Linked DNA regions of Homo sapiens: region 1 is linked to region 2. The links are chromatin loops, found by intact Hi-C in ENCODE. Cell type or tissue: PC-3. All regions are shown on one strand. Links, peaks and the distances in the headings refer to the core of each region. The heading gives the core; the rest is flanking DNA. Region 1 has its middle 12 kb from the start of GALNT5. Region 2 overlaps GALNT5 (polypeptide N-acetylgalactosaminyltransferase 5).

The links. Hi-C counts contacts between places; a loop is a spot of excess contacts. Peaks named below come from ENCODE experiments on the same cell type or tissue, not always from the same donor. Only the 100,000 strongest peaks of a DNase experiment are listed, where the experiment ranks them.
Region 1: a loop joins it to region 2, with 6 times the contacts of the local background. A loop is called at or near these places in 2 of 110 quality-filtered maps.

Annotation. Positions count from the first base shown.
Region 1 is chr2:157,237,728-157,253,068 of GRCh38, forward strand. No RefSeq gene overlaps it. Among named protein-coding and RNA genes, the nearest start is that of GALNT5, 12 kb to the right of the region's middle. RefSeq lists an enhancer at 8,234-9,433 and a silencer at 8,808-8,897. In PC-3, for the core only: no CTCF peak of the experiment used is centred there; DNase peaks (open chromatin) are centred at 8,874 and 9,224; H3K4me3 peaks cover 654 bases; H3K27ac peaks cover 3,234 bases.
Region 2 is chr2:157,299,026-157,313,631 of GRCh38, forward strand. GALNT5 (polypeptide N-acetylgalactosaminyltransferase 5) reads left to right here. Exons shown (of 10, transcript NM_014568.3): 6 at 523-640; 7 at 1,651-1,974; 8 at 6,724-6,804; 9 at 9,542-9,703; 10 at 12,183-14,606. The coding sequence ends at 12,323. It also overlaps the pseudogene RN7SKP281. Among named protein-coding and RNA genes, the nearest start is that of ERMN, 19 kb to the right of the region's middle. RefSeq lists a silencer at 3,585-3,664. In PC-3, for the core only: CTCF peaks have their summits at 3,659 (motif pointing right) and 3,858; DNase peaks (open chromatin) are centred at 3,686 and 6,246.

The sequences.
Region 1 (15,341 bases), core at 4,719-12,718, 57 kb before region 2:
TAAAATTAAAAAGGGTGAGAACAATTGAATTTTAGCAAAGAACTTCCTTGGTGTATCAAAATCAGTAACATCCTTGGGCTATGTAATTTAAGGAAAGACCAAAGACTCTTCTGCTCAAAATGTCACCTAAGTCAGCCTACTTTCATACCATTTCACCATGAAGGCCCATCTTCAGTTTCAACATTAAAGGACCCTTTAATAGTAAAGGGATTGCTTTTTGCCCATTCTTTATTTCAGTAGCTTTGTTTCAAAAAAAAAAAAAAAAGGGAAAACATTGAGAAGGATTTACAAATACACATATAATACTGCAAAAGAACATAAATTGGGTATGGCAAGAAAGTGAGGCAATGGAAATATAATGATGAAAACATTAAGTACAATAATCTTCCTCTTGGAAAAGGTCGATCAATTGAGCCATGGTAAGCCATTAGTATCTGAGGGCAAATTAACTGGTCATCATTAAGGTATACAGGATAATTTCAGCTAGGGGTTGTCATGAAAGGTTGAGAAAGATTGGGGAAACCCAGCATGGGGAACCCAATCATGCAAGAACAGTCATCTCAGGTCAGAAATCACAGGGGGGCAAGACTTGAGACACAGAAAGACATCATAAGGGTTCTTAAATCCTGAAATAAATGTAAGAAATGAAATAATCAAGTTAGATATCAAAGTAAAGTTGTTATTTGGTGGGTGAGGGGGCTCCAGGATCATTTTGCAGAACAAGCTGTAACTATTGTCAGCTCACCAATAGATCTTCCACTGCATTACACAAATACAAGCTCCTTTGTTCTCCCACCAAAAATTCCACTTCTAAGGAATTTGTGCCCTACGTGGAGCGCACAAATATACAATCAGTGTGGTCACAACGTGTGGGCTCCCTTGGGGAGAAGGGTTAGGATAGAGAAAGAAGAATTTGTAAAAGAGAACCTGTAATAAAAACCCAAATGATACAGAGCCCTTGAAATGTTTAGTTCACTAACTTGTAAGGGCAACTGATAAATTTCTTCCTGCTACTGATGATTGTTGGGCCTCTTCTTTTGCTTTGTAATATCCTATACAAACAATGTGATGATCTGGTCCCTGTTTACCCCTTTAGGCTTATTTCTTGCATTTCCCTGCCCTATCACTTACCCACATTTTCTTAAGTCTGTGCCTTTGCACACACAGTTCCTTCTGACTAGAATACCCAATCTTTTTTGTCTTCCTGGATAGCTGTTATTTAATCTTTATTATTCATTCCTAGAATCATTTCCATTTCCCCTGACCTTTTCAAGCAAAGCAGATGTCCTTCTGTGTACATTATTAGTTGTGGCAAAATTCTCTATAGCATTTATCATTTATCTGTGTTGTAAGTGCTGGTTTATTGGCCTAAAAAACTTGATTTTAAGGACTATGTCTTACAAATTTCCACACCTCTACTTGTAGCATATACCGCAGTATCTGTCACATAACATTTGTGGCATGGATAGTTGTTAAATAAATTCATAATGTCCTAGTTTGTAATTTATCTGTATTACACTTTAGCCTTGCTCCTTCTAATTATAAATTAAGGAGCATTCACACATACATATACACACACCTAACACTCATTTGTTACCTATATCCAAATCACAAACCCATATTGGTTACTTTGAGGAAACTTTCAAACACACACTAATTCCAAGCATGCTGAGCAGTTTTGTGTACATTTCAGTCACATAGGGCATTCTTATATCTTGTCCCTAAAGTCTGTAGCCTATATTGTTGAAGACTGTAGGTTTCTATCTGCTAACTGTACAGCAAATCGTTGGGCCTAGTCCTCAATCTTTTCATTGCTATTATTGCTGCAGGCACTACTTCATAATATTGTAATTGAAAACAAATGACAATGCTTTAACAGTATTCATTTATCAAAAATTTCAACATATAATGGGTATAAAAATTAATTAGAAAGAATGAATAAGACCTAGTATTCAATAGCACAACAGTGTGACTGTAGTCAATAACTCAATAGTATATTTAAAAATAACTAAAACAGTGTAATTGTAATGTTTGTAAGAAAAAGGATAAATGCCTGAGGGCATGGATACTCCATTCTCCATAATGTGATGATTTCACAGTGCATGCCTGTATCAAAACATCTCATGTACTTCACAAATATATACACCTGATGTGTACCTATAAAAATTAAAAATTGAAAAATTAAAAAGTAATTTCAGCATAAAGATAATAATAGCCATGGCTGTTAGTTGCTAACATTTTATAAGCATCTACTATATAGCAGACACCAAGTTAAGTGATTTTACCCTCTTCATCTCTTGTTTTCACAACTCTAACAAAATAGGCTTAAAGTCCCTAACTTGCATGTGAGGAAACTAAAGCTGAGTGAAGACGCTGGGGTGCCTTAGTCACATCACAAGAAAATAATGGGGTTGAGATTTGAGTTTGAGATTTGGTGGTCTCAAACTCTACTTTTTATTACACCAGACTACCTTCCTGTACAGAACTTTTTACAAATGTGGTTCTCTATTCAATGCTTTTGTGTCTTTGCTAACAAGGAATAAATGAGTGGTGGGTACTCATATTTTTTATGTGATTAAATCTTTAATACACAAAACACAAAAGAATTAAGGCAAGAGAAAATAACGCAGATCAAAAGAAAATAACCCAGATCATTACTGTATAAACTAATGTAACAGGAGCACTTTAGGCAAGTTAGTAGTAGCCTGAGTAGGCCAATCACACTGCCACAAAGGACTGTCAGCTTTGTTTTCTAGGTTGAGCTACCTCAAAGGCAAACAAACACAAATCGATAAATGAAATTCTTCGTAAAGTCGAATTCTGGTAACCCACCTATTGGTGTTGTGGGTGGGGGTATAAATGAGAGAAAGGCTGTAATTTAAAGTTTGTTTTTATGGACCCTGACTTTCTCAGATATTATTATGATTATTATTTTATAATCCCAATAGTATATTTCTGAGTCCTTAATAAACTGTACTTTTTAGAGAATTTTTAGGTTCACGGCAAAATTGAGTAGAAAATACAGAGTACCAATGTATTCCCTGTCCCCAAATCCTGCAGTGAGGTGGTAAGTTGAGCACTCATATTTTAACCCTCTTCCTGTTTAGAAACAAAAAAGTGCTGCTCTCTGCCAGCGCTCATTTAATTTTACATAAACATGCTCTTTGAGGCTGAAGCAAATCTGACTGATTTTCAATGTGAAACTAAAATATAAAAACTGTTCTTGGAGTTATTTCTAAACAGAACTAACATCAGAATCGTCTGAATCATCAGAATCATCTATTTCAGAAAACTCAGATTCATCAAATGAATCTTCGGCCAACAACCGTTCGTGAACAATGTTAACATCACACATAGGAATGCTACGTTTTCTAGGATTTGACATTTTCAGCAATCAAAAATTACTATATTTTGTAAATGGAAATACCACTACTAAAAACAGAATGCTGTAAATAGAATGATGTCTTTTGTGTCCAAAATTGATACATTAGAATGATGCAAAAACAATAAGTAAAGTGAGATATTTCAATGCAAAGTTGTCTTAGGGTAAACGCTGCAGCCACAAGCTCGCCAGCAAGTATTCTTGGGGCAAACGGAAAAAGGGTAAATAAGTTGTATCTCCTTCTTCTCCATGGGACTTTTCAGTGCTAATTCTAGTTCCCTAAAAACTTATTAAGACACATAGAAACTCTGAGATACTCAACATGTAATATGAATCCCAATATCCCATTCCCAGTCATTTCAGGAAAATCAAAATCATAGCTGACATTTGCTGAATATGCCTTATGCATCTGAGCTTTTCTAAGCACTTGACCCATATGAAGTACTTTAATCCTTAGAACAAATAGTGAAAAATGCATGAGTATACATATTTTAAAAAACTGTGAGATGTCTCCTGCCTTTCCATGTAATTTATGGCATCCAGCATATGCAGGTTACATGAGCCAGATGTTCATCAACGAATGTATCCACGAATGGCAGGAAAAGGTTTAACACTTCTCAATATGTATTAGTAGAAAAATTTAATAATCATATCATGGGGGAATCATATGGTTCTGTCCACATGTTGCATATGTACTTGCATTTCCCTCCAAATGAGTTGGTCAAATGGGAAAGAGAAAGCATTTAAACAGATGGGACAAAATCAATTGGAAATACTCTTCACCATACAAAGCACACACTATTATGAAGAATCTTAACTCTGTTTTCATAAAATAAATTAAAAATGAAAAGCAAACAAGCTAATGTTGGTGATTTTTTATAAAAGCAATTTCTATGGCATTACAATGTTTTAACAGATTCCATTTAATCAGATGTGCCTTTTAGAACTGACTTATGACAGAATGATCATTACAGTCTGTGATTATGTACTTGGATTGTGGCAAAATCTTGAAATGCTTATTAAATCAATCTTTTAAAAGATAAAATAATATTCAGTATCAATGTAGGATTAAGAATGGTCCGTTGTATGAAGCTTGAACCTTATCAAGCCCAAGGAATTAAAGAAAAAACTTTTTCAAAATTCCACAGCCTCCCACATATTGTAAATGCATGTATTGTGCCTACTTATTAAGCAAATACATGTGACAAAAATCCTAGGACTTACATTTTATTATTACAAATGCATCTGTCTGTGTGTCTGTGTGTGTGTGTATGTAGATTAGGGGAACGGTTGGGTATATAATCATGTGTCATTTAACAACAGAGATATGTCCTGAGGAATGCATCTTTAGGTAATTTTGTCATTGGGTGAATATCATACAGTGTATTTACATGAACTTAGATGGTATAGCCTACTACACACCTAGGCTATATGGCATAGCCTATTGCTCCTAGGCTACAATCCTATACAATATGTAACTATACTGAAAATTGTAGGCAATTGTAATACAATGATAAGTATTTGTGTATCTAAATATATCTAAAATCGAAATGATACCACAAAAAAAATTGTATAAAAGATAAAAAATGGTATACCTGCATGGGGCACTTGCCAGGAATGGAGCTTGCAGGACTGGAAGTTGTTCTGTGCCAGTAAGTGAGTGAATTATGAGTGAATATGGAGACCTAAGCTGTTGCTGTACACTACTATAGACTTTGTAGACACTGTACACTTAGGCTATGCCAAATTCATTTTAAAATTTCTTCAATAATTAACCTTAGCTTACTATAACTTTTTAACTTTATTAGTTTTTAAATTTTTTAACTTTTTGAACTTTTTGTAATAACACTTAGCTTAAAACATAAACACATTGTACAGCTGTACAAAAATATTTTCTTTCTTTATATACTTATTCTAAAGTCTTGTTTCTATTTTCAAAATTTTTTGTTTTACTTTACAAACATTTTGTTAAAAACTAAGACACAACACACACATGAGCCTAGGCTTACACAGAGCCAGGATCATCCATATCACCATCCTCCACAACCACGTCTTAACCCAGAGGAAGGTCTTCAGGGACAAGAACACACATGAAGCTTTTATCTCCTATGATAACAATGACTTCTTCTGGAATTCCTCCTGAAGGACCCACCTGAGACTGTTTTATAGTTAACTTTTGTTAATGAGTAGAAGTACACTCTAAAATGATGATAAAAACTATAGTATAGTAAATATGATAATAAATTATAGTAAATATAACTTTACTACAGTGAATACATAAACCAGAAACATAATCACTTATTATCATTATCAAGTATTATGTACTGTACATAATTACATGTGCTACAATTTTATATGACTGGCAGCACAGTAGGTTTGTTTACACCAGCATCCCCACAAACACATGAGTAATGCATTGAGCTGTGAAGTTAAGATGGCTGTAATATCACCAGGCAATAGAAATCTTTCAGCTTCATTATAATTTTATGGGACCATCGTCATATATGAGGTCTGTTCCTCACCAAAGTATAGTTATGTGGTATATGACTATATGTTTGCTTATGTGTGAGGAAGACAAAAAGAACAAGGCAAATTAATTTTATCTGCCAAAGCTTACGTGTGTTCATGTGATATCACAAAAGCTTCACAACATCAAGGGGTCCATAAGCTGCACTTTCTTAAGTACTGGTTCATTACTATCTAGTTCCCTAAAAAATCAGTTAAAGCATGTAGAGACTTTCATACACTCAGCACATAAGATGAGTCCAAGTAGTCCATTTCCAGCCATTTCAGAAAAATTAAAATCATAGATGACACTGTTGAATGTGTTTTATGTGTCTGTGCTTTTCTAAGCACTTGACTCATACTAATTCATTTAATTCTGACAGTAATGTGAGGTTGGTGTTCTTATTACCCTTCATATTACAGAAGAGAAAACAAACACCCAAAAAGCTTAAAGTATTTATCCAAGATCCCAAAGCTAAAAATGGCAGAACCAGGATTCAAACCCAGACAGTCTGTCTCCACAGCCTTTCCCTAGTGTTCCTCAATGGGGCCCTGTTATGTAGGGTAGTATAATACATGATTGGATGGCACTGACATGCATATTGCAGGACATAGAGCATTCCTCCCCTTTTGCCATTAATTACTACTAGCACCCACTAGGCATCGTGACAACAAGAAGTGGTACCTAACTTCCAGCATTTCCAAACATCTGAGGGTCTATTCACCTACTCACACATTCTCTCTGTTTCTATCCCACCCCTCCACACACACACAAACACATACACAATCCAGTATACATACATGCATTCACATACTCACACACAGCCAAAATTTGAAGTGAAAATTAAAAGTTAACTGAGTTCAAAGTTTTCCTTTCTCTATTCTTTTTTCTTCCTTGTTGCTTTCTTGACAAACATTGCCTTTACTCCATCCTTATATCTAGAGGGCATGGGGAGGAAGAAGAAAAGAAAAGGAAAAGATAATAGAAACACAAAAATTAAAGGTAAAGAGAAAAGGAGGAAGAATAGAAATCAAACAGAAGGCAAAAAAATAGATATCTATAGGAACTATTGAGATAGGAGTTTTCTGCTCCTAAGTCACTGAATGAAGTAAAAGCAATCAGTAAATCAAAACCATTATCTGACTTGCCTTGCCTCAAAACTCATTTATGTATTTCAGAGAACCACTGAATTTCAGAATGGAGCTGGTCCAGCTAATGCTGTAGTCCAAACCCCCACCTAATGGAAGAATACCCCCTACCGTTTCTGTGACAGATGGCCATTCATCCTCTGCCACATGTCATTTACAAGAGCAGGCATATCGTTAACTACTTTTAGAAGAAATACACGTGTCTTTTGTTTAGTACTAATTGTTAGAAAGTCATTCTCATTTAGAACAGAAATCTGCTATGCTCCAGTCTCAGTTCTCTCTTCTGGAACCATACGGAATGAGTTAAACCCTTCTTCCACAGGATATTCCTCTAAAATTTTGAAGTGGTTATTATGTTGCTCCTGAGTCTCCTCCTACCCAAAATAAACATATGCAAAACATATGATCTGCCCTCCAAAAGGTAGTATACCTGGTAGTGTATGGCCAATGTCCTCAAAAGGCCTGTTTCATTTCTTCCCGAGTAGTAAATTTTTTCTTACAGAGCTCAAAGTCAGCACCTCTGGTGTGTATTTGTGTGGGTATGCTCTGTGAACTCTACATATATACATATGTATAAATATGAATATGCACACACAAACGAAGCACACATGGAGTTTGTACATTTGTATATAAATATGTAGACACAAATGTGTATATCCATGTAAAATATGCACATTGCTCCTCTTTCCTTCTCTTTCAAGTGCTCCTTTCTTGTGTGTTTTCAGGCCAGCCCCAATACAACCAGAGCTCACCTATTTTTAGGTTTATTTCATCCCTCTGGAACTGAGTTGGGTGCTTTCAAGTTCTATGTACATTTTTTAGCTTAACCAGGAGTGGATGCTTAACAAACCCTTTTCTCCTGTGTGCCCAGCCCTGAGTATTAATCCTCAGCTTCCAAGAGTAAGAAAAACACTCAAGCACACGGCATCACAAGACCTGAATGCCTCTGAAAGTATGTGATAACAGCAACGAAGTTGAGATCCTGGAATAACCAAACCTGACATTAATCTGAACCCATTTTTCTTTTCCTCTCTTAGTTTGATTTCTAATTAGGTATTGCTTCTGCCTTTTTCTCTGTTTATCACTTACCCATTTCCTACCCTATTTTCAGAGGAGAGAAATAAAAACTTTTCTTTGATATTGAAGGAAATGTCCAAAGGGTCCTGAGTTCAAGTCTCTTTCGTTTCTCTAACTGTAGTCTGAGTTTCACACTTCACTGCCTTTGCAAGCCTCAGATGGAAAGGTTATTTCCAGGTTATGATAACATTATTGGATCCAAAGTCATTGTCATCATTTCATTCCACAGAAAGTTATTTTGCACTTTCCCCTGGGAGCAGGAATTGAATTGGTGGGGAGCAGGGCAGGGGGAGATCTGAAACAGCTTCCAGCTTTTTCAAAAAGATTTTCATTTCATCCCACTTCTTCACAGCACATGAAAAGAGCCCTCAAATGCCCTACATAGCACCTGCTGTCTGCTCCTCCCACAAGACTTCTTTTTCTACTCCTCTCTTCTTCCTTCTCTTTTCTTTGCTATAATGGAGGCCATAAAGAGGACAGGATCATTTCAGGGGGATGGATGAGAAGAGGAAGGAGAGTCAGGATCAGAGGACAGGACCCGTTCTGAGGGCATTCCCAGGGCAGCACCTGGGAGGCTGCAGGGCAGCAGTAAGTTGGATAGGGGTTGCTGCTCGGATGGAGGTTGTCAGGGCCAAGGGTAGGGGACCCAGCACTCATGTTGTTCTGCGTGACAACTTTGCTTAGGCCGAGCCCTACAGAAACTCGCTCAGGTCTTTGTTCTCTTAACTCAAGCTTTGCATATGAATCACTGAAACTTTTAAATGAGTGATTCAGAGAGCAGCTGAAGATTTAATTCAGTTTCTGCCAAAAGAGACCACGGAAGGATTTTTATATCATTACTAATAGATTTTCAAAGGGCAAAGTCCTAACATGCCTGCAGTTGTTAAAGAATGTCTCTTTCTACAAATAAAATCAACAACAAAAATCTCTAGTGCCTTCTTTTTATTCTCGCCTGTAGAATTTCTCCTAATGCTTTTAGATACGGCAATTCCACTTTCTAAAATCCTTTCATGATATCCCCTTCTTTCCACGTTTGTCAGAAATCATTACTCCATATCTGCTTCCCTGTCACCTTTTATCACTCTGTCTCAGGAATGCTGTGGGAGTGTCCACATGCCTTCTTTGTTCTACTGTCACTCATTGTGTTTTCTCCTTGCTTAGAGGCATTGGTTAAAATGCCAGCAGGACTCTCGAAGCTCTCTGAGAAGTCCTTACTCTTGTTCTGAGGTAGCACATTTCTTTCTCCTCTTAACAGCTGATTCCAAACTTTACCAAGTGCATCCAACCCCTACCCACTGTTAAATAAAATTTATAGGAAGTCATTGAGTTGGACTGAGCTCCTGAACTAGGCCCCAACCGACCAAATCAAAATGGAATCACTCGTGCTAAAGTTCCTTGGTACCAAACTAAAAAAGTTGCTTATTTCACCTTTCAGGAAATCAGGAGAGAAAGACCATTGCCAAGTATCCAAACAGGCCAGTTTTAGCTGGTAGAGTCAGGAAACATCCTTTTAACCCTGCAAGGAAAGTAACCTGAAGTAACCTGATGGTAACCCATCTGCTTTTTGTATTATGCTATATGTTTGGTCCTGCTTAGACTGTCCTATAAAAACGAACTGTTCTACCATGCCCATCAGAGCACCTTTTCTAAATTTGTGGAGGAGATACTGCCCCAATTCCTGTTAAATCTTTAAACTAAATTTGTTACAGTGTTGTCTTTTGACATCACTCACCCTCAACTCTTCACTGTTCACCATTAGTCTATCTCGTACTTCTCTGAGAAAATCAGAAGTCACCAGGCCCGAACTCTGAACTTTGCTTTCTTCCACTCATTTTTATCTGTCCTGGAACTGGAACAATTTCAAAACAAAAGGTGTCTCTAATCTTTTTTTACAATTAAATTATAAGCCTGTATTTGTAAACTCATTTCTTGTCTCCTCTGGTGACACACTTTTATCTGATTAGGCCGTATCCACTCTCTTTATAGTATCAAAGCCCTCACCGTCATTCGTAGAAAGAACCCCTGGCACAATCTTGACTCTAGACCTGGAGTCTGGAGCTCCTACCCAACTCTGCTCCAAAAATATCATATTTTATAAAGATTTTCTTCAAACAATACTGTAATTGAAGCCTATAGGCCTTCATTTTAAATGTTATACAACTCAATGATAACATAACAATTTGAATGTAGAGGCAATGGGACGAACTCTAATTTTGAGAGTGGCTTCCATTTAAACGTTTTAAAAGCATTGATGGGTACTTTGCACCTGGGGAACAGAGTAAGAAGGGCATCTGGCTGGGCCCATCCAGGGAGCACACAATGGCCTGCTCTCTTTAACAGCCTAAGGCAGCACTGCACAAACCAGAGAGTCTGCACTGACCTTGTGGAGACCAGAACTGCAGCTCCTTCTTAGGACCAAAGAAGTAGGGACCTCATTTCTTGAGGATCTACAAGCTGTAATAATGGCATCGTCCACTTTTTTCCTGCTTGGAATAGTAAGAAACTAAAACACTGCACTCGTTTTTTGGTCCAGGAATTGTCCTTATTCTTTCCTTAGGTTTTTGTTTTTTAAAAAACAGCTTTATTTAGGTATAATATATACACAATAAAGTGCACATTTCTAGGGTGTACAATTGAATACATTTTGATATTGTGTCCATACCTATGAAAGCATCACCAGGATGAAGACAGTAGACACACCTCCATCCTTAAAGGTTTCTTCATGTCCCTAAATGATAAGAAAACCAATCCATTAACAAATGGATCAAAAATTTGAAGACGTAATTCACCAAAGAATGTAGACAGTTGGCAAATAAGCACAGAAAAATCTGCTCAAAATTGTTAGTCATTAGGGAAATGTAAATTAAAACACAAATAGATACCACTATATACCCACAAAAATGACTACAATTAAAAAGTTAAGTGTTACTGAAAATGTGGGGAAGTGTCAGTGGGAATATGAAATGATACAAGCACTTTGGGGACATTTTGGCAGTTTCTTAAAAGTTAAACACACCTTAGGTTTAGAAACAGAGGGCATAGCTTGTATATTTGTGCCTTACGTGCACTTTAAGAGACTGTGTCTTTAATGAAGACCCACTCTATTAGTAGAAATGATCCCTCTTCCAGTCTTCCCTCTTGATCTAGAAAAATATCTTAAATAGACTAACATGTACAATTAAAGTTCAGATTTTATTCCATGTGTGATTAGACTGTTCAAAAGAAGGGCAATAAATATGTAGCACTTATGTTAATTGGTCTCCCAGCCTGCAGCTTGCTTACTACCAATTTATTCTTCATACACCCACCCGCTCTCTATCCAAAACCCTGAGAGTATCACACTCCAACTTTAAAAAGCTTCTAGCCCTTGAACAGTAAAAATCCAAAATCTTGAACAAATACAACAGAAGCTCAGCCAACAATCTTTACCTCGTTGCTTGCCAATCTACTGTAAAATCTAGTACTATCAAACAAATCTTAATTATCCATTCATATTATTCTCATGCCTTCCTCCCTCAATGTTTTGAGCCTGCTTTTACCTCTGCATAGACTGCTTTTCCTAAATTACCCTCTCCCTATTCATAAGAGGAATTCACACTCAGTCATCACCCCCAGGACACCTTTCCAAACACCCCTCCAAATAAGCTATTCCAGTTTTCTTATTTTAATATTAATATGCTTCTGCTGCTGAACCTGTGAGCCTCAATGTATGGTTGGTGGTCCAACTCTATCAGAATCATTATCTACTCCAGTTAAAATCCAGATTGCTAGGCCCTACAACCAACCTTGAAATCTCTGAGGGGAGAACGTCAGAGTCTATATTTTAACAACACTTCCTCATGAAATGTTTGATGGACACACATATAAATGAAAACAACTACACTAAATTATGGGCTTTGGCTTCTTTATTTTCCCAAAGCTTAGCACAGGGCCTAGTCTAGTATGTGGTCGGTACTCCATAAATATTTTTTAAATATGCACCTAGTTACAAAATCTTCATTTATTTCAAATACAACATATTTAAATTTGAACTTTTCTTTTCTCTCAAACTATCATTTTCCCCCTACCATTCCTGTTTAAGTTACTGAAGTTCTTACAGAGCCACCCTGAGCTATTTTCTCTTTTTATCCCCAAAGCTATAATTAACCAATACTAATAACTCAGTTAATTAAGATTATGAGTTGCCAGTTTTGGGCTCATTGACAATATGTCCTTCAGGAACCTGCTCACTTTCTCCATTTTAATGACTAGCACAGTTCTTTGTCCAAGGAAGATACTCAATTAATGTTTTGCTTTTAAATTTATTAAATTTTTCCTAATTAAACTAAAATATTTTTTAAGTAAAAATTGGCTAGGGACCTGTAAAGTAGTATAGCACAAATGTTGGCTTAGCCTCACTACTCAAAAATCAATGAAAACTGAGGTCTAAACACAATAAATTGTCTTTCAATAATAGGGTTCTTGTTTTTTTAAACTTAGGCTTAACCAATTATGATTTATCACTAATACAGGCAACCCTTTTCAAGAACAAATGTGTAAAGGGTATACTGATTCTCTTGGTCTTAGGAAATAAGGTCATTTGTTAGTCAGCTTCCAAATTTTATTTAAAAAGAGACATACACCAATGTTTAATGACTGCCAGAAGTTGTAACTATTCATCTTCATTGGAAGAATTAGTTAAAATGGAATAATATTTCCATTTGTATTTTTACTCTACCTGTTGATATTGCAATAATGCCTGCCTTTTAGTATATGATTTTAAAACTTTTCTTTCCTTTTATGGATTTGTTTCACAGGATGTTATTATCCAGTTGATTACAACTTGTCTCTTCTCTAAAAAAGAGAAAGAGAGAATTTGGAAAGAAAAAAATCACATTAAAATCCGAAAAAAACAGTAATTAGTATTTACTTGGTTTTCCCATTTAAATTTTCTAATTAGTATCTTCATCCTGTATTGTCTGAAGTCGCAATGAGTTGAAATTAATTATCCATGTGGATATCCAATTTTTCCAACACCATTTATTGAATAAACTACCTTTTCCACTTTATGCATTCTTGGCTGTTTTGTCAAAGAACAACTGATTGTAAACTTGTGGATTTATTTCCGGGCTCTCTGTTCTGTGCCATTGGTCTATGTGGCTGATTTTATGGCAGTATCATATACTTTTTATTGACACAGAGTCTTGCTCTGTCACCCAACCTGGAGAACAGCAGTACAAACTCGGTTCACTGCAACCTCGACCTCTTGAGCTCAAGCTATCCTCCCACCTCTGCCTCCCAAGTAGCTAGGACCATAGAGGTGCACCACGATGCCCTGCTAATTTTTTTATTTTTTGTAGAGATGGGGGTCTCATAATGTTGCCCAGGCTTGTCTCAAGACAGTAGTATACTATTTTGATTGCTATAACTTGGTAGCATATTTTTGAAGTCAGGTACTATGATGCCTCTAGCTTCTTCTTTCTCAAGATTTTTTTGACTATTCGATATCTTTTATGGTTCCATACAAATTTTAGGATTTTTTTTCTATGTCTGTGAAAAACGCCAGAATTTTGATAGACATTTTATTGAATTTATAGATGACTTTGGTTTGTATGAACATTTTAAGAATACTAATTATTTCAATCTGTGAACACAGTATATATTTCCATTTGTTTATGTCTTCCATTTCTTTCATCAATATTTTATAGTTTTCAGTACACAGAGATTTCACCTTCTTAGTTAAAAATGCTTTCATCTCCTTGGTTAAAAAATATTTATTCCTAAGTACTTTTATGCTATTGTAAATAGGCTTGTTTGCTTAATTTCTTTGTGGTTTAAAATCAACTCAATGTTGATTAAAGACCTAAACAGAAGACCTAAAAGTGTAAAACTACTGAAAGTAAACACAGGGAAAAATCTTGACATTGGTCTGAGTGGTGATTATTTGGAACTCCGAAAGCACAGATAACAAAAACAAAAATAGACAAATGACACTGCAGGAAACTAAAAAGTTTCTGCACAGCCAAGAAAACAATCAACAGAGTGAAAAGACAACCTATGGATGACAGACTATATTTGCAAACCATACATCCAATAAGGAGTTAATATCTCAAATATATAACCATGTTTATTGCGCTCCTACTGATTGACAAAGAGCTCAACTCAATATCAAGAAAGCAACTGGATTTAAAAATAGGGAAAAAAAATGAGTAGACCTTTTTCAAAAGAAGACATACAAATGGCCAACAGGCATATTTTTAAAATGCTTAACATCACTAATCAGTAAGGAAGTGCAAATCAAAACCACAATAAGATATCACCTCATACATTTTGGAATGGCTATGATGAAAAAGATATAAGATAACAAGTGTTGGTAAGGATATGGAGAAAGGGGAACACTTGTACACTGATGGTGGGAATGTAAATTAGTACAACCATTATCGAAAACAGTGTGGAGTTTCCTCAAAAAAACTAAAAAATAGAATTACCATATGACCCAGCAATCACACTTCTGGCTATATATCCAGAGGAAATTAAATCAGCACCTTGAAGAGATAGCTGCAGTCTCATGTTCGTTGCACCATTACGCATAATAGCCTAGATATGGAATTCACCTAAGTGTCCATCAACAGATGAATGAATAAAGAAAGTGCAACATACATACATATATATCACACACACACACACACACACACACACACACACACACAAGAATGTTATTTTGCCTCAAAAAAGAAGAAAATCCTATCATTTGCAACACTGTGGATGAACCTGGAGGACGTTACACTAAGTGAAATAAGCCAGGCATAGAAAGACAAATACTGCATGATCTCATTCATATGCGGAAGCTAAAAAATTGAACTCATAGAAGTAGAGAGTAGAATGGTGGTTACTGCGGGTTGGGGGATGGAGAAAGTTGGAAGGTATTGGTCAAAGAATACAAAGTTTCAGTTACGCAGGATTAGTAAGTTCTGGAGAGCTAATGTACAGCCTGATGACCATAGTTGATAATAATATATTGTATACTTGAAACTTGCTAAGAGAGTAGATCTTAAATGTTCTCACCACACACAAAAAAAGATAATTATGTGAGATAATGGAGATCAGCTGCATTGAGGCAATCATACCACAATGTATAAGGCTATCCAAAGTCATGTTGTACACCTTAAATATTTAATATATGTATCATTTTATTAGTCAATTATAGCTCAGTAAAACTGGGGAAAAAGAAATTCAGTGATGCATCCAT
Region 2 (14,606 bases), core at 1-8,000:
CGCAGCTTTCGGGAGGGACGCACATGGAGCGGTGAGGGGGGAAGGAGACAGCCGCCTAGCCAGCTAGATCAGCCGAATCAACCCTGGCAATCAATGGGCTGACAGATGTTGCAGCCAGATCGCCCTCACATCCAGTGTTGCAGATTCTTAATAATTGCACACACAAGATTTTTTGTGAAGTCTGGGCTGGAATATATATATAATACTTACAATAGTGCCTGATACTCCCTTAGCCCTGAATAAGTGTTAAAAATAACATTCCTGGACAGTTTGTGTCACAGTATAAAGGACAAATAATACTAGTTCCAGGATGCATCTTTGCTGAACCTAATCTAGCTCTGCCACCATGATCCAGGGATCGCATCACTTAAGCCCTATTTGTGACTCCATCCCAGGGCTTCCCTGCATCAGGTAGCTATTCTGAAAAGCCTCCTACCTCCCGTACAGATGTACAGAGGAACAACTCTAAAAGTCGAGCTTTCATGAGATGCAAGTTTAAAAAACAAACTTTTCTTTTTGTAGGTGCCCTGTCATGGCTGGTGGATTGTTTTCTATTGACAAAAGTTACTTTTTTGAACTTGGAACATACGACCCTGGCCTTGATGTTTGGGGTGGGGAAAATATGGAGCTCTCATTCAAGGTATTACCAGGTGTTTCCCAACTTTTCTTTACGATAATGAGTTAATCAATTTTAAATGGTTTGATTTTACTACCATAATCAGGTATGTGACTGCCACTGAGAGGAAATTTCACAGAAATTTTAGGGTCTCTGGATTAATTTTTTCATATCTCAGATTGAATTTGGAAGAATCAATTGCTGTCATAAAATTTATTAGCATTCCCTAATATTTCACAACACCATTTCTGCTTATAAATATGGGGGAAATGACTTTCTGCCACTCAGAGTAAATGCTGTGGGAGTCATACGTGCTACAAAATAACTCTCCTGGAACATCTGTCTAGAATGTTGGAAGGAATAGACTCAATCTGTAATGGATCATCTTAGAGAACACAAATGACAGAAGTACATTAAAATACCTCTAAAGCAGGTCACCAACAGGTCAGGTGTGCCTTATAGTACAGCTCCTTTGGGCACTTTATACAATCTATTATACAATCATTGATTAACTTCTGAGAAAGCCTTGGCAACAGCAGTAGTAGAGAGTGTCCAAAAAGTAATTGCTTTCCTATTGGGTGGGTGTTCTGTATGTATGTAAAAGGGTGTAATTTTGGAGCTGCTGATCATGAAGGATGGTTTTGAGTTGTGTTCCACAAGCCTTTTGGTTCTTCCCAAAAATGAGAGTAGAGGAACGTGAACAAATGGACATCTATACTTCTTTCCCTGATTCAATCAAAACAAGAACTCATGTTTTACAAAATGGGATTCTGTGAAGATTTATTTACAAATTAAAAAAAACTTACATTGAAAGTTAGGAAAGAAAAAATTACATTTTACTAATCCTAAAATGATCCACAGCAATACACAAAATTAAATAAGCCTGTTGAGTTTGATTTTCTATTGCAAAAGTGTTTTTGAAGTTGAGTATTACTTCAGGTAGGGGGAAACAAGGTGGTTTCTTGTCATTGTTAAGTGCCGATGATTTGTGGATAATCATTTGATAATTGATGCTTATCATCAAATTCTTCCAGGTGTGGATGTGTGGTGGTGAAATTGAGATCATTCCCTGCTCCCGAGTGGGCCATATATTCAGAAATGACAATCCATATTCCTTCCCCAAAGACCGGATGAAGACAGTGGAGCGGAACTTGGTGCGGGTTGCCGAGGTCTGGCTGGATGAGTATAAGGAGCTGTTCTATGGCCACGGAGACCACCTCATCGACCAAGGGCTAGATGTTGGCAACCTCACCCAGCAAAGGGAGCTGCGAAAGAAACTGAAGTGCAAAAGTTTCAAATGGTACTTGGAGAATGTCTTTCCTGACTTAAGGGCTCCCATTGTGAGAGCTAGTGGTGTGGTAAGTTCAAGTGGCAATTTAAAATCTTACTCCATAAAAACAAAACACAAAATCTCTTTCAAAAATGTGTGGAAAGAATGAGTAATTACATTATAAATAAACACCAAGTATGAGCAAAGATGGGACAAAGCATGGCTGAGAATTAAATATAGGTAAACTTGAGGAAGGCTACCAAGTGGTCATGTTCATTGATTAACTCAACAGATATCTATTGAGTATCCGTAGATCTGGGAGTATTTCAGACTTGGATTACAGGGTGATGAATGAAGTAGACTTGGTTCCTTCCTTGTGGAGCTTAATTTGGGTAGAGAAGAAAGATTATAAACAAATAAGCAAGTCAAGTGTAAATACAAAATATAATAGCTCTCATTTAGGGAACAGGCCACAGTTGATGACTCCTCAGTTAGAGTGGCTGAGAAATCCTCTCTGAGAAGGAGACTTTGTAACTCAGGCCTAAAACACTAAGTGTCAGTCAGCCAAGCTCTAAAGAAGAGTGCTAGGCAGAGGGTAAAGGTCACGTAAAGCCCTAAGACAGGTGAGTGTTCTCCATCCAAGCACTGGAAAGAAGACGAATGTTGTCAGGGTGTGAAGGAGGGAAGAATGGCACCAGATGAAGGTGAAGAGGAAGGAAGGAGCCAGATCACACAGGTCCTTGTAAGCAAAGTAAGGATTTTATTTCTTTCCTTCCTTCTTTCCTGCCTTGCTTCCTTCTTTCTTCTGAAAGCAGTGGGAAGTTATTGAGCAGAGTTAAGCAAGGGGGTGATAAGATTTAATTGGGGTTTGTAAAGATTTCAAAGAGGAACTTAAAATAACAGAAAATATCAGAGAATAGCAGATAACATTCCAGGGCATGAAGGATGGTATCCAAAGGGAAGAAGCTAAGCCAGATAAGGTAGCCAGAGTACAAGGCTGAGAAAACATCAAGAAAGAGGAGAAGCTGGGGAAAAGCCATTTCAAACCCCTTCTAGGAGTGAAGCTGCATTTGAAGAGGATGGTAAGACACGTGGGTTTAGATATGATTAGTCAAGCCTTCAGCTGGGGTTCTTAGACAGTCATGCTTATTTCTAATCTTTTATTTCTAATTTAATTTGACTTATAACTAACCCCAGTGTTTTTGTTTTATTTCAGCTTCCTTTTTCTTCATCCAAGAAATTCTTTAAAAATGTGACCATTAGTTATCCCGCCCTTTTAGGCCAAATTTTTTCAGTTCTTCTTGAGAGTGGATTATACCATGCTTTCTGTCTGGAAAATCTCCTGATAGCAAAAACTTACTATAATATTCCCCCTTGAAAGTATTCGGGAAATCCAGGAAAGCTATGAAAGACAAGAAACTAGTCTTAAAAAAATGGTTCTGTTTTTTACAAAATTCAACTGATAAATAAGTTTATGTGACCTGTTTTTAGATAACGCACTGTATTATAAAATTGCCATTTTTATGGGTCCAAATAGAATGGCAGCTACTTTAAGTGGCTCAACCTGGTAACTTATCAGACATTTTGGATTTATATACACTGTTCAAATAACAACATGTCAAATATAACTGTAAAATAAATTTACAATTTTTAATTTCAACCGCTGAGCAGAAAAAAAAAAAAGAAAGGAATTTCCACTATTCTAATATTTCCCATTCCAGCAACGCAGAATCTCAGTCAGAGTAATAATAAGCTTTAACCACCAGAGGGCACTAGAAAACTACCTTTGGGCTCCGCTGTTGCGCTAACCTGAGTGAGTTCCTATGAAATTTCTGGAGAGCTCTCCTAATGAAACAGCCTTCTGCTGATGCCTCCGCTATACTATATCAAAATGCACCAAGTATTTTAAAAAGTGATTTTAACAAATTCCTTCTATTTTCCTTTGTTGTCTTCCTTAAACAAATTTCAGTGAAGATGTAGTTTGCTCCCTTCTGAAGCAAACCAGCAGGGAGCGTTATTAACATTTTTAAAAAATTAGGACCTTTCTCCAGGTAATTTACAACAAATTAAGTAGATCATTATTTTAGATAGACAATCGTGGAAAGTTCCAAGAAAATAAACTCCACAACTTCTTTTTGTTACTTGCTTCGTTTCCCTTCTTTCAACCTCCACTACGGAATTTAGATCCAGTGAAAGTTTTGTGTTTTGTAATAAGAACAAACATTTTCTTATCGAACCAACAATATTTGAAGCTAATAATCTCACCAATAATGTATTTTTCACTGGATTAAACTGCTGGCAAACAGTCTATAGCTCCGTTTCCCTTTTTTCAACCTCCACAAGCAGAAATTTAAATCCAGTGAAAGTTTTGGTTTTTTGTAATAAGAAGAAATATTTTCTTATTGAAACGACAACATTTGAAGCTAATGAAAGAATCTCACCAATAATGTATTTTTACACTGGATTAAACCGCTGGCAAATAGCCTAATGTTTAACAATTCTGTCATAAATTGTGCGGAATGTCTACTTCCTAAATTGGAAAATGAAATAATACAACATGGATAATTTAAAATTCATACACTGCCTATTTTTTTTAAAGATTAAAATGGTTTACAGTAAAAACATGGATCAATTATTTTTAAATAAAAAGGAAAATTCTGAAAACAACTAATAATGAAATGAAGAATAACAATTCCAAAACACTTCAGAGATGATGTCTATATGAAGAAAAGTATTAGGTTGGTGTAAAAGTACCTTCCATGGCAAAAACCTCAATTAAATAGTTTCCTCAGTAATTTCTAAGAAAAAGGAAAAAAAAATCTTCAGGTCAAATGAGGGAGGGACATGTAAGGGACAGAAAAGTTTTATCTTTCCTTCCAATGCTTTTCGGTTCTTGGAAGGATTATACAAAATAGACACAAATAGTTAAACAGGGGGTTCCCAAACACTGTCCTGACCAATGTTACTTGTGCTGTCTCAGGGTTCCATGGTCAAGCACATTTGAGAAACATTTGTACAACATTCTGACAGCAAGCTGAACATTAACACCCTGAAGATTTTGAGAAGTTCTGGAGTAGAACCACCTGTTCGGCTCTGTGGAAACCAGAATTTTCCAAATTTGTTTGAAGATAGAATATTTCTGCATGATCCACAAATACAGGAGCTTACATAATATTTATCTCTGCTTCAGTACAGAGAGCAATTGCAGCATGCTTTCCTTCCTTTAAGCCCCGAGATTATTCTACCTTCATGTCTTTCTATTCACCTTCCTCTCTGAAGTTCAGGGGTGGGACTGTGGGGGCATTGAATCCTTCTGTGCCTTGTGATGCCCACATTTACTAACAGTGAGCTGTCTCCTCCCATATTTGTCATTTTAAATTGCTAATAGAGCTTTCTCTGAGGATTTTTGATAGAGATTCCATCCTTCCATAGTTGCTTTGTTTCTGCCTGTGCCAGGCACCTCAGAAGTAATTAACAACCTGGTACTATTTTTAATGTTTGTTTCTATGCCTTGAAAGTCTGTGATGGTTCCTATCCAAGGCAGGTGGTGTAAATATTCATCTCAAATCCAAATGAAGCCTGGTGTAAAGTTTCAGATTCTCAGGGACAATCCAGCTTCCTTGTTTTCTCCCTTTGCTAATGGGCAAATTGTTTTTCCCAGTGCAGCATTCAACTGAAGATCTGTTTTTCCGCTGTTATGTGGAAGACCTGAATTCCAGATTTTTGGTTTACACATACCTCTGTTTTTCTTCCATCCATATGAGGGAACAAGTCTTTCTTGCCAACCTTTGCAAGTTTCCCTGTAGCCTTTAATTTTTTCCGCATATTCTGATCCCTGAAGATGTCCCTTACTTTCTTGTTCACTAAGCTAAGCATGTAAAATTGAGGACCAATGTACTGAGCCCCCTTTTATGAAGTCTGGCAATTCTGTGAGCATCCAGTCTGCATCAGTGCAGCACCCTGAGTTAGAGCTCTTTGTTAGGCATCATAGAACAGGAAGGACACAAATAGTGTCCCTGGCAACAAAGACTTCAGCTCCTCCCAGCTCAGGAGGCTTTCCCAGGACATGTCCTATAGATTCGGCTCTGCACAGCTGTTCGAGAAATCTGAAAACCCTAAGTTGCACTGTTAACCCATCATCTTGTTAGCCCTGCCCAGGATGTCAAAGGGGGAAAGGAAATCAACATTTTTCTGCATTAAATGGTGACTTAAAGAAAGCTACCTCCATATTTGACCCTGTAAATCCATTAAAAACCTGGGGGCCTGCCAGAAAGTGCCTTTATGCTTGGCTCTGTATTAGCTTTCGTGACTTTCCTATAATGAATTGTAGCTTGCTTGGGTCATTAAGAAGATTCTGACAGGGAATCAGCTGGAATCTGCTGTTCTTTGAAGGACTCAATTTATCTATGATTCAGTGCTTAAGCAGTCAAAAGGCTTGAAGGGGTCAGTCAGGGAACATAGCTCATAACTCTTATAGGTGCATTGACTTTTAGTATATGCATTAGATAAACTTAAGACAAGAAAATAATTACTTTTCTTGCCACCTTTGCTCATTTGTTATTTAGCATTCCAGGCAAGGGTTAATTAAAAGCTTCTGTGTGTTGGCTCTATGGCTGATCACAGGCCAAAATTAACAGATTGAAGCTGTACTATTACAAGATTACATTATGTCTCTGTTAGAGATAGCAACCAATAAAACTGGATAGTGCTAAGTAATGCTAAGCTATTAACTTTTAACCTTATTATAGTTTTATATTCTGTATTTTCTAAATGTGTCTGAATGTCTTGTTTTACTTTAAAATATTTTGTAATTCCTGTTTCGTATTTTGCTTTTTAGCTTATTAATGTGGCTTTGGGTAAATGCATTTCCATTGAAAACACTACAGTCATTCTGGAAGACTGCGATGGGAGCAAAGAGGTATGCTAAACTGTTTTCTATCTCATGGTAGCTGATAGGTGCAGGGTATGACACATTCATTGCTCAACTGAGAAATTCATCTTTGCCCAACAGAAAAATAATTTTCTAAATTTCTTTGTAAAAAGAGAGTCCACCACTAAACACAAAGACAGTGACTAAGGGAATAAAGGTGTGGGTCCTGCAGTCAACTCACTGGGTCCAGAATGAATCCAGTCCTGGCACCATCATTTGCAAAAGCGTGTTAACGTCTGCAGATTCCTTAACCTTTGGGTAAATGGTAGTGATAATCATGCCTACTTTTAGAACTGGTGTGAGGCTGGAGTTAGGTAATACATATGAAGCATGTAGAACAATACCTAATGCTTACTGCTCTGTAAATGTTTGCTGTAATAATAATAAAGATAAAAATGTAAAAAATGCATAACATAGATAAAGATACTAAAGAGACAACATATTTCTAAATAATCATTCTAAGGAAGCAGTCTTATTGTCTGATTCCATTCTTCTTTCCCCTCATTTTCCCGCATTTTAAGGGAGTAATGGAAATAACCAAATCCATGATCCATGGTAGAAACTCCTATAGGAAAACTCCCCAAACTCAGAGCGCAATGGTTAGTAGAGGGAGTCGGGCCAGGAAGCAGGGAATAGAGACTCCTTCCACAGTGCTGGAGGTGAGCTCTGAGTGATTACACTTCCCTCTCTAACATACATTCCTTAACAGTTCTGTGTTTGTGGAAACAGTTATTGGTTTGAGTGGCAAATAGGACTCAGAGGAAAATGGATTCATGAATAGAAATCAGTTCCCAAAATTGCAGATTGTTCTTTGGTACAGAGATTATTTTGCAATGGTAATCTAGGCTTGTTAAGTCTTACATCTTTGCTTTGACTTCAAGATACTGTTTATATTTTTTGGTGCATCCCATCTCTACCTCTTAACTCAGAGCTACTACTAGAAGAAAAGGTATCTCTGTTGCTATATTTAGCTGTGAATTGTAAACCTGAAGCCAAGGCCACTCTTTTTTAATTAGGAAAGAAAGGAGTCAAAGGGAAGTGAAGAAGTGTTAAAACTCATTAAAAGAAATAAATTTCACTTACTAACAAAGAGGAAATAAAGTCATAAATTGTAAAAACAAAACCACAATTATTTCACATTATATGAAAGGAAAGTATTAAATAATGCATTTTTTTTTTTTTAGGAATCATCATAGCAGGGAGTTTTTGTGCCAGAGTAACCAGCATTTTATCTGAAAACCCAAATTCTATTCTTGATGACCATTGAGTCTTTCTCAATTGGATGCTGAGAGGCAAAAGTATAAATTATGCAGGCTTCGACTTCCACAAAGCCCCAGCTCCCTTTTAGTCTTTGTTGCTCATTTTTAGCTTCTGCCTCTTGTGGTTTGCTTGGGTAATAAAAAGTAAAGAAATGTGGAGGAAGTTAACTCATTTTCAGCAGAATTAATGAGGCTTAATACCAAGCCAGTGACTACAACATTCATCCAAAAAGGCTCAGAAAGAATAAGACCCTTAGATTGAATCATCAAGCTCTATCCCTTACCTTACCTAAAAAGTTTCCTTAGTTATTAACCTTTAAAGCAGTTGAAACGTATTTTTTCAAGGTAATATCTAGCTTCTCTTAGTAGCACATAACTTCCTTATATTATGCCATACTTCCATGCTTCCTACATGTTAATGTTCACGTGAATCACCTGGGGAGTTTGTTACACTGCAGATTCTGAATCAGTAGGTCGGTGATGTGGCTGAGACTCCGCACTTCTAAGTAGCTCCCAGCTGATGCGGATGTTGGTCCAAGGACCACCCTTCCAATGGCAAGGTCCAACACAATGACTTTGATCTAACCTGATAATCAAAGTTAAACTTCACTTACAATACAAATGATTCATTAGGTAAAGGCATTTAGATAGATTTTACCAGAAGCCTATTTTTTTCAAATATGTTTATATTAGTACAAAACGATAAATTTCCCACAGACCCAGAGCATTAGAGTAAATTGACCGGGTAGACAATAGTAGGTTGTAAACAACTGAAGAAAAATGTTTCAGAATTAAAAACATGGTTTCATTACCTGAATTGGTACTTATTTTAGACACTGGCAATTTCTCCAAGAGCAGTTTCTATGAACTGGGGGATGCCAACCTGGTAGCAACCTGATGATTCCTCATGCTAGTAGCAAAGAAGGACTTCCACCTTTCCTACAATCGGACAAAGCCTTTATGATGGTTTTATACAAGGAAGCATAAAATCTCCACCCAAGAAATTTAGGGCTATGACTGGTATCTCCCTGTAGCCACCCGTGGCTTAGAACCTTAATCATGTGGTAGACTGAACATTCCAATTCTTTAAGCACCAGGCTTGTCGGGATTCAGAACACTGAAATGACATCCATATGCAGACAGAATTAATTGCACTGAATAATTTTTATTATTGTAACTAACATTTATTGAAGGCTTATTGTGTGCTAAACACTTGACAGTCATTACCCCAACCCTCTGAGATAGATACAATCGCTATCCAACTTAAAAATAATTAGAAAAATAAGATTAGACAGGGTAAATAATATGCCCATACTATCAGAATTACAAATGATAATACCAGGACTTGAATATAAAATGTCAGATCATAGTTCCTATATTCTTAACTGTTGCTAACAAAAATGTTTGACAAAGCCCCTGCCTGTGTTTGCTGCCTGAAGTGACCTCTTTATTCATTTCCCCCACAGCTTCAACAATTTAATTACACCTGGTTAAGACTTATTAAATGTGGAGAATGGTGTATAGCCCCCATCCCTGATAAAGGAGCCGTAAGGCTGCACCCTTGTGATAACAGAAACAAAGGGCTAAAATGGCTGCATAAATCAACATCAGTCTTTCATCCAGAACTGGTAAGCAAAAGATTGGTACCTCTTCTTTACCACAAATTTGACTTTTGATCAAATAGGACATAAAATTCTCATTGTCACCTTCCTCAGTCAGAAGTTTTGTGTGTTTGTGACCATGGGATTATGTAAAAGTTCATTCACAGAGATGCATGGATATCTTTCGAAAGTTGACAAGTCCTTTTTTTTTTATTTTTCAAAATTTATTTCAAATGAGTTATTTTAAATAGAAATCACCAAGTTCTTCTAGTTGCATTGCTATCATTTGCTTCAGTCAATCAACAACACCGAAAGTCAGGCTTAAAGGCTAGAACTGGTCCCCACTGGTCATCAGTAATGCTTATAAGGAGAGGATATGGGCAACACAGGAAGCAGCATGTCTCCTACAAGTCCTGCACTTTAGAGTGAATCTGGTTCCTCATTCTGCCCCCTTTCCATAAGAGACTCTTCCCATCCCCTGTGGTACCCAGAAACCGGGGCTTCTAAGGGTCTGCTGGAGCCAACTCTCACCAGCTCGCTGGAGCCACTTGTGCACACCCTTGCCAGCTTTGCATTTAATCATACCACATTGGTAGCTGGAAACTGGCCATATTGGGAGTATTTATACCACAGAAATTGGAAGATGTTACTGGATCAGGGATACTTTTCTGAAGGTCCAGTTGTTCCATTTACCAGAACATTCCTGGTCTACTGTATTCATTCTCAAAGTCCTCTCCATTTGTCCCAATTACATTTTAACAGAATACGGAGTCATAAGCCTTGGTGTAGGAGCTTGGGATTGGCGAGAATAGTCTCAGAATTGCCTTCTTAAATTTTCTACAATCTCTCCAGCAGGTAGCCACCAAATCTACTGTCTACAGTAAATATTTGGGTATTTGGAGACTCTCAGTTTGTCCTGGGCTATCCCCAAAGTAAGCACCTTTGCTTCCTTTAGGTGCCTCCGTTCCTTTTAACAACACAATGACTATTCTTTTCTCAACATTTTTCTTCCTGCTCAGAGCCAAAACTGGGGCCTGAGTAATGTATTCTCCAACATTTCTCCCATTAGATCTTCTCTGTTGTATTTCAATTCTTTCTGAACAGTTTTTTCTCTTTAGTAATAATGGTTATTATTGAGTTATTCAGAAAGATTAGGAATTATTAGCATATATGCCACTAATTTTATTTTGCATAGTGTTAGGAAATCCATAAACATGCAGTGTAGTGAATAACTTACATCTTACCTTCTCCCTGTGCCAAAGTCAGGAGGGAGGGAAGGAGAAAGGGGGGGATGTGGTAAGGAGAGAGAGAGAGAGTGAGAGAGAGAGAATATGAATAAGAACGAGAACTAAAACACATTCTTCATCTCCAGAATTGAATCTTGGGAAAGAGTTCAAGCATAGCAGTTTCTCTTAAGCGGTAAGCTGATTTGGTAAAGGAGGTAATTTAGTTAAGATAGCAAAAATTAGAAAGCCTTTTCCCTACCTTGTTTGTACCTATGACTTTGGAACATTTTACACAGCTGCCTTCTGTCTTGGGTTTCCCTTTTGATGTTACCAAATGTCCTGGAGATGAATAGCTTGGTGATCAGCTTTCTTCTTTTTTCAGTTTTTCAGTAGTTTTCATGCTATTGCTACTAGGTCTCCCATTATATGTAAGTCTTAAACAACAAGAGAAGTATAAAATGAGACTTCCTTACAAATCCTTGACAATACTCAAGCATCGTATTTCCAAAATCCTGCAAGGGTGACAATACTTTTGTAGCAGCAATCTTTAAAATAAATTATTATGAAAGTCACCCCTGTTTGATAACTTTTTAAAGTTTAAAAACAACATGTGTAATTAAGATTGTCTTTGTCATAGTCATACGTAATTAAGAAAATTTATAGATGAAAAAATATATAAGCCATTAGTAAGGTCTATCTAATTTATCTACCATTTCTAGGATATTCACTAAATATTAAGCAATAATATAACTTTCTTTAATGCTGTTGACTTTTTCCTAATCTGGATTTTGGACATCAGTTATTATGAATTGTCAGAGATTATGGTAAGGAGCTCATAAATAAAATACATCACTTCCAGAATTTTGTAATCCAAACTCACAAAGACACCTACTTTAAAAATTAATTAACTTTTTGTTACGGTATGTATTCTTTCTTTACCATCAATGAAGTAGTTATCATCTATCAAATCCAATAAATGTCATCTGTAATGTTTTCTCTTTAAAGAGTATAGTTCTCAGCCATATCATCAAGAAATTTTTCTTTTGCCTCCTGAGGACTTAAAAGTCTTATAGCTTGGTGGAGGATGATTACTTAGTCTGAGACAGAGACAAATTTAATACTTTTCAAAGTCTGTGTTTATGTTAATAATTTAGTTCAGAAGAATTCTTAAAAATCAAAAATATAACTGCCTGTCCATTTTTTTAATTGATTTTCATTTCTTCATATTGCAGTTATCAAATTCAGCCTGTGGCTCATTCCCAGCTCTTCTTTCTCTCCAGGTGAATCACATTGTTTTTGAAAACAATCAGCAATTATTATGCTTGGAAGGAAATTTTTCTCAAAAGATCCTGAAAGTAGCTGCCTGTGACCCAGTGAAGCCATATCAAAAGTGGAAATTTGAAAAATATTATGAAGCCTGAAGTGTAACTGATGTTTTTATATAGTAAACCCATTAAATACTGTGAAAATAACACTGAACTTGGAAACTATATTTCTCAGCGGTAGTTTAAATTTTCAATTTTAATAACATTTGAATGGAAGATTTTTTATAAATCACAATATTTGGAATACCAAAAGATGACTCAGGAAAACAGTCCAACATTGGACTGAAGTCCTTCTTCGGAACTGGGTGGCCTTTGAATTGCCTGCTTTCCACCCTATGCTAGACCTCATCATGCAAATTTCCCTGTGAAAGCTAACAGGTAACTGGAAATGAAGACAGAAGGACTTGAGAAAGCATGAGGATATTCCCAATGACTATGTTTGGTAATAATCAGCTCTTCTGGCCCACAAGTAGGAATGATCAATGAGAACTTAACTTAGTCCTTTATTTGGGGATTTTTTCATCAAACAAAAATTTCTTGAGTTCTTATGGCTAGAAGACCTCAGATGCCCACAGCTGTCACGTTTGTGAAATCCCTCCAGACTACATGCATGCTTACCTAACAGTTTGAAATAGTATTGATCTACTGCTGGTAACCCTGCTTGATGGCAGCATTTTGATCTAAATTACATAATGGTTTTTCCCAATCTGAATCAGTGGAAAAAAATTTAAGTGAGGAAGAAGAGGCCTTCAAATGCTTATTTAATTCTAGGTATGAACACTATTTCAGTTCATTTTGTGCTTTTAAAACTACAGTTTTAAAGATTTATGATACCAATAACTTCCTAGATTCATGTGGATTTTTTTTAAGGCAATGAAAAAAGGCTGGATTATAACACACTGTAGTAATCAAAAATGCATTTAAGCATTGAATGCACTCTAGTGCAGGGCCAAGTAAGAGGAGTTGAAATGAGTAAAGCAGAAATAGAGCTGCTGAAAGTTTCTTTTATATAAAAATAATAAAATACTACTTTAGATATAGTAGCATTCACAGGGATGAAATATGCGAAAAATGGGTTCTAAAATATTTCAAAGGGAAAATGAAGTGAAGGAAACATCATGAAAGGGGAAAGGAATGAGGTAAACAAGTCTTAGGAAGAGAGTTAAGAAAAAATTCCGCTGGACTTGGCCAAAGAAAGAAGGGGATCTAGTATCTCTATGAAGGAAAAAAGAGTAAAGCCCTCAGTGTGAACCCAGTGAGAACACTGACAAATTTGGGAAAAGTTAAATACTGATTTCATCCAAATAAAGCCTCTAATCTTAAGCATACCAATACTTTGGCATACCAGAAGACACCTTAGAAATCAGGATAGCCTTTGCATTCATTTTGGTAAGAAAACTGATGCTGAGAGGATAAATTACCTAAAAATCTTAAAACCCAGGCAAGTTAGTCAAAGAATCAAGATTAGAATTCAGGTTTCCAGAGACAGGGCTCATTCTAATGCCTCAGGTCACTGGCCCGAACAAATCTGCTTCACAGAATTCCTTAGAAAGAGATACACAATTCTTTGCTGGGATTGGGTCCCTGGAGGACAACCATACTATATTCTTGTTAATATGTTTTTTCTTTTTTTAAATTTAAACTTTTGTTCAGTTGAGATGATTGTGAAACTAGGTATCTTTCATTCTGACTCCTAGTTTAACATTTAATTTTGACTCCCAATGAGTTACGTAAAAGCAAAACTATAACTAAGAATGGGAAAAAGAACTATTTCTGCACATTTGTAACATATTTAAGATGTTTTCTTCATATAATTGAAAACTGCAGATGAGTAAGAGAATGACTAGGAAATGAGATACAGTTATATGACACATAATGATGTTTTAGTCAACAATGAACCACATATTTGACATTGGTCCCAAAAGATTATATTAATAATATGGTATCTTTAGTGTGCTTTTCTATGTTTAGACACACAAATACTCACCATGATGTTACAATAGCCTACAGTGTTCAATACAGTAACATGCACAAGTTTGTAACCTAGGAGCAACAGGGATTCCATATAGCCTAGGTGTGTAGTAGGCTACCTACACCATCTAGGTTTGTGTAAGTACACTCTGATATTCACACAATGATGAAATTGCCTAATGACACATTTCTCAGAATGTATTTGTGTTATTAAATGATGCATGACTCTAATTCTTTTCAAAACAGAGCCATATGGGGCAAGGGGGATGGGGGGACGCAAGTCAGTTGTCAAAAGACTAATTGAGTTACTGACAAACTGAACATGCTAGGTGCCTCATGTAATTCTTCATGTAACTAAAAAATGTTGAGAGGTTTTTTTCCCCCGGGTATATAGGCTCTCTTTTTATC